Linked DNA regions of Homo sapiens: region 1 is linked to region 2. A link is an interaction called in ENCODE POLR2A ChIA-PET data of the cell type or tissue named here. Cell type or tissue: GM12878. All regions are shown on one strand. Links, peaks and the distances in the headings refer to the core of each region. The heading gives the core; the rest is flanking DNA. Region 1 has its middle 44 kb from the start of ACSL4. Region 2 has its middle 120 kb from the start of TMEM164.

What was found. ChIA-PET counts read pairs that join two places held together with the same protein. Peaks named below come from ENCODE experiments on the same cell type or tissue, not always from the same donor. Only the 100,000 strongest peaks of a DNase experiment are listed, where the experiment ranks them.
Region 1: POLR2A ChIA-PET joins it to region 2 with 6 read pairs; 2 of 35 experiments call an interaction of 5 or more read pairs at or near these places.

What each region holds. Positions count from the first base shown.
Region 1 is chrX:109,774,977-109,779,375 of GRCh38, reverse strand. No RefSeq gene overlaps it. Among named protein-coding and RNA genes, the nearest start is that of ACSL4, 44 kb to the right of the region's middle. In GM12878, for the core only: no CTCF peak of the experiment used is centred there; no DNase peak of the experiment used is centred there.
Region 2 is chrX:109,878,531-109,882,929 of GRCh38, reverse strand. No RefSeq gene overlaps it. Among named protein-coding and RNA genes, the nearest start is that of TMEM164, 120 kb to the left of the region's middle. RefSeq lists an enhancer at 1,954-2,033. In GM12878, for the core only: no CTCF peak of the experiment used is centred there; a DNase peak (open chromatin) is centred at 2,109.

The DNA of each region.
Region 1 (4,399 bases), core at 301-4,300, 100 kb after region 2:
TCACAGTCCTGTCCATGATACCATCCTCAATAGCAAGTTATAAAGACTTGTCACTATGGACAGCATGAAAGGCCACATCTGTCTGGAAGCCCGCATCCCAAAAAAGAAACTATCAGTGCTCATTATTAATCTGGAGTTGTGTTGAACGTGGTGGCCCACACCTGTAATCCCAGCACTTTGGGAAGCCAAGGCAGCAGCATTGTTTGAGCCTAGGAGTTCGAGACCAGCCTGGGCAACAAAGTGAGACACTGTCTCTACCAAAAATAGAAAAAAATTAGCCAGGCATGGTGGCACATACCTGTAGTCCCAGCTACTTGTGAGACTGAGGTGGGAGAATCACTTGATCCCTCAAGTGAGGTTCACTGAGGCTGCAATGAGCTGTGATTGTGCCATTGCCCTCCGGCCTGGGTGACACAGCAACATCCAGTCTCAATAATAATAATAATAATAATAATTTGGCATGGTGTTTCACAGGCTGAGTACTGGGGATCTTATATCAAATCCACTCATGATTGCCAAAATGATATTGATAGAGTAATACATTTGAATGTAGTTTTGTTGTTGTTGTTTTGTTTTTGTTTGTTTGTTTGTTTTTGAGACAGAGTTTCACTGTTGTCGCCCAGGTTGGAGTGGAAGGGTGTGATCTCAGCTCACTGCAACCTCCACCTCCCGGGTTCAAGTGATTCTTCTGCCTCAGCACCCCCAGTAGCTGGGATTACAGGTGTGCGCCACCACACCTGGATAATTTTTGTATTATTAATAGAGATGGGGTTTCACCATGTTGGCCAGGCTGGTATCGAACTCCTGACCTCAAGTGATCCACCCGCCTCGGCCTCCCAAAGTGCTGGGATTACAGGCATGAGCCACTGTGCCTGGCCTGAATGTGGTTCTAACGTGGGCACCTTGTTAAATTGGGACTGCATTGTGGAAACAGGCCAGGTAATTTTTTAAAAAACAAATCAAGCCACTGGACAGAGTTTTGGGACATAAAACTTTTTTTTTTTTTTTTTAATGGAGTCTTGCTCTGTCACCCGGCTGGTGTGCAGTGGTGCGATCTCGGCTCACTGCAACCTCTGCCTCCCGGGTTCAAGTGATTCTCCTGCCTCAGACTCCCGAGTAGCTGGGACTACAGGCGCCTGCCACCACACCTGGCTAATTTTTTGTATTTTTAATAGAGACATGGTTTCACCTTGTTAGCAAGGATGGTCTCGATCTCCTGACCTCGTGATCTGCCTGCCTCAGCCTCCCAAAGTGTTGGGATTACAGGCATGAGCCACTGCGCCCAGCCAGGACATAGAACTTCTAAAGGCAGAACTTCGTAATTAAAGATTTGAGTGTTTATTTGTTTAATGTCTGCTTTTCTCATTCACCACAGTATCCACAGAGCCTGATGTAGAGTAGTGTTCAGTAAATATTTGCTGAATAAATAAAGCATTGATTGCTGCCATGGTCCTTTATAGTCTGACCTGTGCCTATCTTTCCAGCTCCATCTCACCATGCTCTGTCTGGATCTCTGGACTCCAATCATAGTGATCTTATTTTCATCCCTTGCATGCACCATCCTTTCTATTCTAAAAGAACGTATGCTGTTCCCTTTGCTCCGAATAGTTATTCTATTGCCTAATAAAGCAACTCACTTGTCAGATCTCAGGTCAAGTTTTAGGTTCACGTTTCTCAGGGAAGACAACCATGAGCTCCATAACTAGAGCCATCCTCCTCTTATAAGCTTTCGTAGGATCTAGCATAGGTACAGGTTTAAGTTTGTTCGTGTGATTATTTGGCTGATGTTTATCCGTATCCCTATCTGATTAGATTGTAAGTTACGTGAAGGCAGGGACTAGATCTGTTTTCACTCTGCATCATAGATCACAGCACAATGCCTGGGGCATAAGTGCTTCACAATTATGTGTTAAATGAAGGAGAGAATAAACGAAGTTCACCGTTCCCTTGTCATCTAAGGCATCTACTACTATTTGGGATAGGAGAGGAAAGGTATTAAATGACCCATTGTTTATTCTTACATTTATTGAATTGTCCTCATTCCTTATATTCTCCTCCCTAATGTATTTGCTTTCTGTGGTTACTCAGCGTAAGTGGCCTTTAGAACCCTGATAGACTAGGATCATTATTTGGAGCAGAGGTGGGCAAATAATGACCCACGGGCCAGCCCACTGCCTGTTTTTGTAAATAAAGTTTTATTAGCTATGCCCATTCATTTACACATTGCTGATGAGTGTTTTCGCCCCATGGCAGCAGAGTTGAGTAGTCACAACAGACATTGTCTGGTCTGTAAAGTCTAAAATATCTCCCATAGGGTCTTTTATAGAAAAAGTTTGCCAACTCCTGATTTACGAAAATGTATGGGTTTTTTGAAAGCCTTGTATCTGTGTTTCCAGTATGTTTCTGGACTTCCTAGTTATAAACTTAAAATGATCACTGTGTATGAGGGCTTGACACAAATGATATTGAGTAACTGTTAGTCTTTCCACCTTTTTCACATAAGAAGATGTTCTTTGATTTGCAGCCAGAGTTGCCTTTTTTAGACTCTGCAAACTTTGAGTCCCTTGTGCAATAATAGCTAATACTTATTGAGCATTTTCAATTTACCAGGTTCAGTTCTAAGCACCTTACATGAATTACCTCGTTTATTCCTCAAAACTCCTCTGTGGTATACATTTATTATTATTGCTTTACACATGAAGACAGTAAGGAACAGAGAGGTTGTACAGCATGCCAGTGTCACACAGCTTGTGGAAGTTCCTGAGCAGGAATTTGATTTGAGCGCTCTGACCTCTGACTCCAGACAAGACCTATGCTCTTAACCATTCCACTATCCTGTTTGCATGAAGCCTTTACTTCAAAAGTGCCATCTTATTTCTGATTTCTAAATACAAAGACAGTTTATGTGCCATTGTTTCCAAGTGAGACCACTTAAAGTTTTGCGGTTGGGGGTAAGATATAGAAAGGTTATTAAAATCTCAATGCTTGCCAGAGTGCCAGATACACACACAAAAAATCAATCAACAAATGTCTTTTTTGTTGTTAAAAGTGTGATGATGTCAAGGAGGAAGAGGATGAAGACAAAGACATCTCTACTAGGAGTTTTGTCTCATCCTAGGTCATTGCCAATGAATGAGGACATAGTTCCAGGTATTGGTTATAGTACTTAGGGATCTGGCTCCCTCTGAGCCTGGAAGAAGTAGTAGAAATATCTGAATATTTTAACTATTTATTCCTTGTAAACAAAAGAAGATAGAAGCAGGCAGTAATTAATTAACTATAAAAATAAATCAATAAGTTATACTCCATAGAGTTTAAAAAGAATAATACATTTCATGAAATGAAATGTGACTGCAAAATCTGACCTATTTTATTCAGTTTTCTGATGTGATTTAACAGACTTCATCAGAACAGTTCTATCACAACTACACCCACAACAATTGCTTAGCTCTATTTTTTTCTTTCTATTTTTTTTCATTTTTCTTATGAGCTCTGGCTAGTTCAGTAGTATACTTATGTTCCTTTGTTCTTTTATTCAACAGCTATTTATCATATGCCTACTATGTGCCAGCCTATATTATAAGTGCTAAGTATACAGCAGAGGAACAAACCAAACAAAAATATCCTGTTCTTATAAAACTTACACTCTTATTGGGAGGAAAACTGAAAAACAAATATTGGGTGTCAAGTGGTGATTAGTGCTATGCAAAATAATAAAGCAAACCTAAGAGGAGGGAAACAGACACATGGGTGGCAAGTGATAGGGGTATGTGCTACTTTAGATAGGAGTATTTAGGGTAGTTAAATAGGGTAGTTAGAGAAGGCCTCTGCATCATATCTTAGGCCGTTGAGACTCAAATGAAATGAAGGATGTCAGGAGGGATTGATCGCATTCTGAGTGAATAGCAGCAATACAAAGGCCTTTGTATAAGACAGTGCTTGGGTTATTCAAGGAACAGCGAGAAGTCCAAAAAGGCTAAAGCAGAGTGAGGGAAAGTCAAGGATGAGGTCAAAAACATAGTTGGGAACTAGATAACGTAGGGCCCAGTGGGCTAAGTCAAGACCTTTGAATTCACATTATGATAAAAAGTAATCTAGGTTTTTACATTTTTTGTTGCAGAGTTTCCATTTGTAAACTGGAACATTGATTAATACAACTGCTTATTTAGACATTTTGATACTAACTTTGTAGTGGTAGAAGCAGCTAGCTAGAAAAATAGAACAGGAATTAATACATCAATTGTGTAACAAAGTTATATCAAGACAGACCAGCTCTTGGTGGACGGCTTCCTTTTTGGTATGATAATGTCTGACATTTAAAAAATGCTTTCAGATCTGTGATCTCATCACACTCTCATAACAACCCCAAGAGATAGGGGGGACAGTTGGTATTACTGAT
Region 2 (4,399 bases), core at 238-4,237:
AATCGCTTGAACCCGGGAGGCGGAGGTTGCAGTGAGCCGAGATCCTGCTACTGCACTCTAGCTTGGGCGACAGAGTGAGGCTCTGTCTCAAAAAAAAAAAAAAAAAAAAAAAAGGAATTCTAGGCATTTTGAAGAGTGCCTCATTTTTCAAAGGAGAAACCCTCAATTTACAACTCTGCAACATGGGGCATCTCACAACTCATTTTACTCACTGGAGTTTTCTTTCCTTTAATACCCTCATCTAATTTTTTTTTTTTTTTTTTGAGACAGGGTCTTGCTCTGTCACCCAGGCTGAAATGCAGTGTCATGATCATAGCTCACTGTAACCTCTGCTTCCTGGGTTCAAGTGGTCCTCCCACCTCAGCCTCCCAGGTAGCTGGGACCAGAGTTGCATGCCACCACACCCAGCTAATTTTTGTATTTTTTGTAAAGACGGGGTTTCACCCTGTTCCCCAGGCTGATCTCAAACTCCTGGACTCAAGCAATCTGCCCACCTTGGTCTCCCCGATCCCTCTCAATCTTAGGGATCAGCCGCTAAAGGAATACTGTTTTGGTTGAATTTTGCAATCCCTGGGGTGGAGATGAAAGGGTTGGATGGGAAGGGCAAATCTAAGTCAAATAATCGACACAGTCTTTGCTATAGCTATTTCTTCCTATAATTGAAATGAGTGAGTTTTTACTTTTCCCAAAGAACAATTAAAGGAATAGAAAAGCACTAAAATAGTCATTAGTAGATTTGTAAATACTCCCTGTGGTAGGAAAAAAGAACATTTCTGCCATAGATTAATTCCTGTAGTCAGCAAATAGTTATTGAATATTCTCTGTGTGCTGCTCATTGTCCGTAGGTACTGAGGGCACAGCAGTGAGCAAGATTGACAACATTCTGTCCTTGTAGAGTTGATGTTCTAGTAGGGAGAGACTGAAACAATAAACAAGATTATTTTAGATAGTGGAAAGTGCTACGTAGAAAACAAAATAGGGTAATGTGATGGTGGGGATGGGTAATTAGTTTAGATGGAGTGGTCAGGGAAGGCCTCTCAGAGGAGGTACCCTTTGAGCAGAGTCCTGAATAAAAGTGTGTCAGTCAACAAATATTAGTATAGTTATTATATGACTCAGTCATGTAACTCTTACATATATACCCAAGAGAAATGAAAACCTATGCTCATACAAAAACTTGTACACAAATGTTCATAGCAATATTATTCATAATTGTCAAAAAGTGGAAACAACCTAAATGTTCATCAACCAATTAGTGGATAAACAAAATGTGGTATAACCGTACAATGGAATATTATTCCACTACAAAATGGAATGAAGTTGTGCTATAACATGACCTTTGAAACCATTATGCCAGTTGAAATAAACCAGTCACAAAAGGCCATGTATTGTATGATTCCATTTATATGAAATTTCCGGAATAGACAAATTTATGGAGACAGGTAACACATTCATGGTTGGTGAGGAGAAGAGGAATAAGGGGTAATAGCTAAAAGATCTGGGGGTTCTTTTTGGGGTGAAGAAAAGTGTGAAATTAGATAGTGATGATGATTTCACAACTTTGAATATATTAGAAACCATGGGTTTATATACTTTCAAATTGGTGAATTTTATTGTATGTGAATTATATTTCAATAAAGAAATATAAAAATTGGATCATGGGCTGGGCACGGTGGCTCACGCCTGTAATCCCAGCACTTTGTGAGGCCGAGATGGGTGGATCACCTGAGGTCAGGAGTTCAAGACCAGCCTGGCCAACATGGTGAAACCCTGTCTCTACTAAAAATACAAAAATTAGCTGGGCTTGGTGGCTGGCACCTGTAATCCCAGCAACTCAGGAGGCTGAGGCAAGAGAATTGCTTGAACCCAGGAGGCAGAGGTTGCAGTGAGCCAAGATCATGTCACTGCACTCCAACCTGAGCAACACAGCAAGACTCCGTCAAAAAAAAAAAAAAGGATCAGATCATGAATGCCTGAGAAACAGTACTTTGCTACTCATTTCACAGTGACAGAAAAAACATTAAAAAAAAAAAGAGTGAGTCAGTCATATGGTGATGTGAGGGAAAGGGGTTTTAGGCAGAGAGAACAACAAGTGCAAAGGCCCTGACGGTGGGGAGAGCTTGGTTTATTTGAGGAACAGAAAGCAGCTGGGTATGGCTGCTGTTGAGCAAGTGAGGGAGAGGGTGATGAAAGATAAGGTGGGAGAAGTAGGTAAAGACCAGAAAGTATAGGGTTTTTTACACCATTTTAATGAGTTTGGATTTTTTTCTCAACATAGTGAGAAAGCATTGGAGAGTTTCAAGCAAGGGAATTACATGATCTGGTTTAAAAATGTTTAAGATTCCTCTGACTGCCAGGTGGAGAATAGTTTGTGAAGTGGGATAAAAGTAGAGGTGGGTAGAGAAGCTACTGCAGTAGAGAAGCAGGTGGTGTCGGTAGCCTGGACGAAGGAGGTAACAGAGGAGATGGGGAGAAGCAGGTGGATTCAGGACATACTTGGGAGGCAGAATCATCAGGACACACTGACATAGAGTGTGAGGTGGGAGGGAGGGAAAAAGAGAAATTGGGTATAACTTCTAGATTTTTGGTATGAATTACAAATAAATAATTGTTCTTGTTTCAGATATCTTTAGAGCTCTTTTTGGCTATGTGAAAACTTAAGACTGTATCTAGTTATAACTCAGGAATGCAATATGTAGGTCTGTCCTTGTTTCTTTAGTTACTCATTCAGTACTATATTGCAGTTTCACCCTTTGCTCTCTCAAATAATCCAACCTCCATCAATAGCTGTGTGATCATAATAATGAACGGTCTTTTAATCTTAATTTTACACTTCATTGTTATTATGTTATTATTTCCTCCTGCTATTTTCTCTTGCTGCCTACTTATAAACGTGGACTTTCCAGAACATTCTTCACAGAACTTTCTGTGAAGGCCACTGCCTGACCACTTGTGTCTGCCAGTGAGTTCAGCAACGCAGGGTTCCAAGGAGCTACATCAGGCCATTTTTCCTGGGAGTTGCCCATGGCTTTCATCTGTGGTTTTCAATTACTTTTGCTATTCCTCTTTCCATCAGCATAGCTAATTAAGTTGGCTCCAAGTCTCTGGTAAAAAGGTTTTATAATGAAGAAGGAAAATCTGGTCAACTTATTTCATACAATTCAGCTAAAAGGCTGTACACCAGTCACTTAATAAGGTCACGATAATGTATTTTTTCTCTTGTATGCATTTCAGTTTTATAAAGCGTCGGTTTCTAAATTGCTTTTTAAATTAATGAATATTTCTAAATACAACAGACTTCTTGTGAAGAAATCAAGTCAGTAGCATTAACTTAATCTTTGATTTTATTAGTTGTACAGAATCATGCAGTTTCTCATTAAGCTACTTAGAAGGTGCTCACCTTTCTTTCGGGCACTGTTTATCTAAGTCTTGAAAGAGACCCTTTTGCACTCAATGTGTCTGAAATGTGTTTCATTACTTTTCCCTCAAGCCTGATTTCCCCTGTGCCTTCTGTTCTAATAAACAGCACTCCCATCCAACCAATCAACTGAGTCAGAAACCTCCCCCTCATCTCGCACATTTGATCAGTTGCTAAGTCTTTTCACCTACCTCCTAAATGTCCCACTCGTGTGCCCAGCTGTCCATTTCCATTCATCTCCAATGCCACTGCTCTGGCTCAGGCCTCTCTTTTACCTGGAATATTGCAATAGTGTCCTGACAAGCCCCCTCTTCTATTAGTCATCTTCCTCCCCAAGCCATTCTTCCTGCTGCTGTCACAGTGACTTTTCTAAATGCAAATCTGATTTTTAATCTCCTGCCTAAAAGCTTTCAATGGCTCCCTATAGCTTGTTGGATAACATCCAAACCCTTAGCACAGCACACACAGCCTTCCAATATTTGTACTTTGCTCACTTTTCCAACATCACCTTCAACATAGGGAACATAGATATTTCTTATGCTCTAGGTAACTGAGTTACTTACAGCGCCCCTAAATATGTTATGAGTTTTATGTCCCATTGACTTGGTAGATGTTGTTTCTCTGCCCAGAAAAACGCTTTCCTTTTCCTCCTAACCTTATCCCCCAGCAAACTCCTATTCTCTTTCAAGACCAAGCTCCAATGTCTTCTCTGTGAAACTTTCTGAGATCCAATCCTTGGCTCTCATAGAGACTAGGTGCTTAATGAATGCTGATGAACAGGTAAGTGCATAAATTAAAGGTAGCTCATGGGATCAAGGGTGGGCAATATGGCATAAAGGGTTATGAATGAGGACTTCAGGGCATTGAAGGATGTGAGAAGTTCAGCCAGAGAGGTTGGATTAGCGATAGGAAGAGGAGGAAACTTGCAGAGAACAGAGGAATGGACAAAGACAGGTTTATGGTTTCCCTGGTTCAGGGTGA